Linked DNA regions of Homo sapiens: region 1 is linked to region 2. A link is an interaction called in ENCODE POLR2A ChIA-PET data of the cell type or tissue named here. Cell type or tissue: A673. All regions are shown on one strand. Region 1 overlaps DNAH3 (dynein axonemal heavy chain 3). Region 2 overlaps DNAH3 (dynein axonemal heavy chain 3).

Evidence for each region. Peaks named below come from ENCODE experiments on the same cell type or tissue, not always from the same donor. Only the 100,000 strongest peaks of a DNase experiment are listed, where the experiment ranks them.
Region 1: POLR2A ChIA-PET joins it to region 2 with 16 read pairs; 2 of 35 experiments call an interaction of 5 or more read pairs at or near these places.

What each region holds. Positions count from the first base shown.
Region 1 is chr16:20,981,666-20,984,165 of GRCh38, forward strand. DNAH3 (dynein axonemal heavy chain 3) reads right to left here. Exons shown (of 62, transcript NM_001347886.2): 49 at 1,056-1,221. Among named protein-coding and RNA genes, the nearest start is that of LYRM1, 82 kb to the left of the region's middle. In A673, no CTCF peak of the experiment used is centred here; no DNase peak of the experiment used is centred here.
Region 2 is chr16:21,103,103-21,105,602 of GRCh38, forward strand. It overlaps DNAH3 (dynein axonemal heavy chain 3), which reads right to left. Exons shown (of 62, transcript NM_001347886.2): 16 at 1,369-1,492. Among named protein-coding and RNA genes, the nearest start is that of DNAH3, 46 kb to the right of the region's middle. In A673, no CTCF peak of the experiment used is centred here; a DNase peak (open chromatin) is centred at 1,189; H3K27ac peaks cover 589 bases.

The DNA.
Region 1 (2,500 bases), 120 kb before region 2:
TGTGAGCCGAGATCGCACCACTGCACTCCAACCTGGGCGACAGAGTGAGACTCCATCTCAAAATAAATAGATAAATAAATAAATAAATAAAATAAACAATGATTGAACCTACTGTGTGCCAAGCACCTTCTAGAAACTAAGGAAACAGAGGTAGACAAGGTTGACTGATCTCTAGCCTTCATGGAACATCCAGAATGACTGATATTCTCACCTCTTCCCTTACTCTAGCCAAATAAAATGCTTTTTTTATATATGTATGCATATATACATACATAAAGTGTATAAAGCACATATATTATATATAATAAAGCATATATATAAAGCACATATATAATATATAATATATATAATTAAGTATATATATATAATAAAGCACATATATATATGTGCTTTATACATAAAAGAGTAAATTTTCACCCTTATAGGAACTAATTTTTGCCAGGTGCAGTAGCTCACACCTGTATTCCCAGCACTTTGGGAGGCCAAGGCGGGCAGATTACGTGAGGTCAGGAGTTCGAGACCACCCTGGCCAACATGGCGAAACCCCATATCTAGTAAAAATATAAAAATTAGCTGGACGTGATGGCAGGTGCCTGTAATCCCAGCTGCTTGGGGGAGGCTGAGGCATGAGAATCACTTGAATCTGGGAGGCAGAGGTTGCTGTGAGCTGAGATTGCACCAAGGAACTCCAGCCTGGGGGATAGAGCAAGACTCCATCTCAAAAACAAATAAACAAACAAACATTGTTTTGTGGTCTCAGCAGCAATCTTCTTCCTGTTGAGAATGCATATTCTAGGACTACTGAAATAGCTATATCATTATTCCAGGTTCTCATAGCTAGGACAAATCTCCAGGACAATTCTGAACAATGAAATTTTCTTCTTTTACAGACAAGATGCTTTATTAAATATCTAACTAACTGTGATTCAATTTAAAAGCATAAGACATTTGCTATATACAAATTGAGAAATCTTCAAAACAACAACAAAAATAGAGCCAGCGTCTGGACTTCAAATTTGGAATATCTAGAGTCCTAAAATGCAATCAACACTTACTCTACCCGAATGTTGTCATCAAGCTCCACATCCTCTAGAAATTTGTTAGCCACCAACTCTAGGGCATCTGTGGGCCAGGACTGGAACCAATCAATCGTACAGCAATTGATCAGCGAAGGGAACATCCGCAGGCGGTTCCTGAAGGCATCCCCTATTGGACTCATGGCTAATGAAAAGGAGATTTTGTTAATTACCTTCCTCCAAGGCAGGTGGACCCAAGGAGGCAGGCGGGTATTCCCAAGGATTCTGGTGGGGTAAGTGGGGGCAGGCTTCCTCCTGGCGCTCCAGGGATGTGACTGTCAATGGCCATAATGAGTGCCTGGGAAATGCGGGCTAATTAGTGGGATATTTTCACTTAACTTTGTGAGGAGCCCATTACAATAGCCCCTTTTTAAAAAAAATTTTAATTTTTTATTTTTTATTAAGACAGATTCTTGCTCTGTCACCCAGACTGGAGTGCAGTGGCGCAATCTCGGCTCACTGCAACCTCCGCCTCCTGGGTTCAAGCTATTCTCCTGCCTCAGCTTCCTGAGTAGCTGGGACTATAGGCACCCACCACCACTTCCAGCTAATTTTTGTATTTTTAGTAGAGACGGGGTTTCACCATTTTGGCCAGGCTGGTCTCAAACTCCTGACCTCAAGTGATCTGCCCGCCTCAGCCTCCCAAAGTGCTGGGATTACAGGCGTGAGCCACCATGCCTGAGTCTATTACCTTCTAACTGGTCTCCCATACACACTATTGTTCCTTCCGCATCCTTCGGGTCACGTAGCCAGTGTGGCTGGAGCCCTTTGATTGACTTGCTGTATTTGTGCTGATACACGGGAGCCATACACTGTTATTTATAGAAGTTGCTGTGAGGTCATCTGCTTGTTTCTGATCCCATCTCTGGCCAATAACAAATTTTGGGTTCCACACTTAAAATTCCATTCATTGTTATTTAGACTATGTGTGGTGGAAGGGAGCATGATGTCTAGGTGGAAGTGAAAGGTCACTGTGGGTAAAGAACAGAGGCCTGGCACAGTGGCTCACGTCTGTAATCCCAACACTTTGGGAGGCCAAGGCAGGAGGATCATTTGAGCCCAGGAGTTTCAGACCAACCTGGGCAACAAAGTGAACCCCACATCCCCGTCCCCTATCTCTACAAAAATGGAAAAAATTAGCTGGGCATCGTGGTGTGTGCCTGTAGTCCCATGTACTCAGGAGGCTGAGGTGAGAGGATCACTTGAGCCCAGGAAGTTGAGCCTGCAGTGAGCTAGAACCACATCACTGCACTCCAGCCTGGGTGACAGAGCAAGACCCTATATCCAGAAAAAAAAAAAAAAAAGACAGAAAGGGCGATGGTTTGAAAAGATGAAGGTGGAGAGGATACAGAGGACAGTCTGGCAGGTGGCCTTATGGCATTATGAGACCGCAGGTTAGTAATTTTGGTCCTTATCCCAATGTG
Region 2 (2,500 bases):
GGAGCTAAGCTATGAGGATGCAAAGGCATAAGAATGATACAATGGACTTTGGGGACTCCAGGGAAAGGGTAGGAGGGGGGTGAGGGATACAAGACTACAAATTGGGTTCAGTGTGTACTGCTCAGGTGATGGGTGCACCAAAATCTCAGAAATCACCACTACTTACTCATGTAACCAAATACCACCTGTTCCCCCAAAAACCTATGGAAAAAAAATCAGTTCCATAGAAAAGGGTGTAGAGGGTGTGTGTGTGGGGGGGGGCAGGGTGGGGGAGTTGGGAGGTATATGGGAATTCTTTGTACTTTCTGCTCAATTTTGCTGTGAATCTGAAACTGCTCTAAAACATAGTCTATTAATTTAAACACAAATCAATTCCTTCCATCAGGCTAAGTTCTGGGCTCCAGGGCCAGTATCCATCCAGGTGGAGGCAGGAAAATACACACACACTCACAAACACACACACACAAATGTTTTGCACTCCCTGGGGAGCACACTTAGGCCACATTTTCCAGGTAGCAACTACATGGGTTGACCCTTCAGCCAAAACTCTCCCATTTGGTGTAGAAATCCCTGCTTTTATCTATTCTTGTCCTTTCTTGTAAGTATTTGCAGGAACTATGGCAGCTCAAGTTGGGAGTGGGAGTTTCTTATGTGAAGGGGACAGGGTAATTGATATGAATCTGCAGGTCATAATCAAAACGTGAACCTGGAGTGGGTGTGTGTGTGTGTAAAACCATGTCCATGGCACTGGCCCACTTCACTTGACATTATTGGATTTGTCAGTATGTCTATATTTTCTATGTCGCTGGATTAAAATCTTTATTTAGCAGCCAAACACACATAGATGTCTAGAACAGAGCATAGCACATCATGAAAATCCGCAATAAATACCAACTGAATTGACAAATAATGAATGAATAAGTGATTACAGCCACATTAGCTCTGAATAAGACCAGCTGCAAAATAGGCAATTTCTCAGCCCCCCTGCCATGCCTTTATTATCTTGATATCTTGATATCTTACAGATCTGTGGTCTCCAATGTAAGGCTGACAATTTCACTATTATTATTGGGGAGGCCGTTATAACATGCCACTAGTTTTGCGTTTTTCTCTCTGCACCACCAAATTCCAATTATTCAAGGCAGGAAGGGAAGACATTAGCAGAGGTTATTACAGTGAAGCAGTCTTAAAGAAAACATCCCTCAGTGGGAAACCAAAGGAAATGCCTTCTCCACCAATTGTTTTCAGACTTCGCCCACACGTTGCCATGGAGTGAGCTGGGGGATGGCTTAGACAGAACCAGGAACCTGCAGCATGGGTGAAGAAGTCAGGTCTCATTTCCAAGACAATCCCAGACTCTCCCGGTACCTTTTAATCAGATCCATTTCTGCCTGATCCCTCTTGTGAAGGAGCAAGTTCCGGCTGTTGTCAAAGATATCTTCAATCTGGTCTGGCCAGAGGAACAGAGTGCTGTTCAATTTGATGTCCTCATCTGCAAAACACATACTGCCTGCTCCAGGACACTGTTTAGCATAGGTCGGGTCAGCATGTGGCGAATTAATTAGACAGAACAAGAGGTCAACAGGAGTGGTGTGGGGGTGGCAATGAACACATGGATGAGTGACAGTGACATTTGTTGAGCACTTACTAAGGGCCAGGCTAGAAGGTAGATGATATTATCATCCTTGTTTGCACAGATGGCAAACACAGCCATTGAGCCTAGTGGTCAAGGTTACACTGCTAGAAGGCATCAGAGAGGAATTCAAATCCAGGTCTAATTCCAAAGCCTGTGTTCTAACCTCTCTGCTTGATTGCCTTCCTAGGCTAGGTCTGAGTCAAGTCAGAAACCCAGATTGATGCTCTCGTTCCACAGTTCAAACTATTTCACTTCATCTGCATGTCGGTTTCCCTTTAGGTTAAATGGCAGTCATGGTATCAAAGCCAAATGCCCTACCCATTTTATGACTCTGGTGAATTAAAATGTCCACCCTGGGTTTCCTTTGTGAATTTCGGGAGGCAGAGCCCACAGTGAGAGTCCACGGTGTATCCAGGGGTCGAGGGCACAGCTCGTGAACATGCAGGTGGATGGTTAGGGAACCACTTTTCACTCCCAGTCCCCATCTCTCCCTCCCATCAACCTCCCCCTGACATCCATACATTGTGAACACCAAGTAATTCACAGGTATTTTCAGATAGAAAATGGCTTGTTGAGAGGTTATTAACTTTTCCTTCAGAATCTGCTTCTCACTTTAAAACTCTAACTTGACCCAACAAACTTTCAAGGAGCCCTGACTATTTTTTTCCTTTTACAATACACAGGAGCATGAAGAAAAGTGTCTCGGCCTCTTCAAAAGTGGGATTGATGAAGATTACAGATGGGCGGCCAGGGGCTGTGGCTCACGCCTATAATCCCAGTACATTGGGAGGTCGAGGCAGGCAGATCACTTGAGGCCAGGAGTTCAAGACTAGCCTGGCCAACATGGAGAAACTCTGTCTCTAC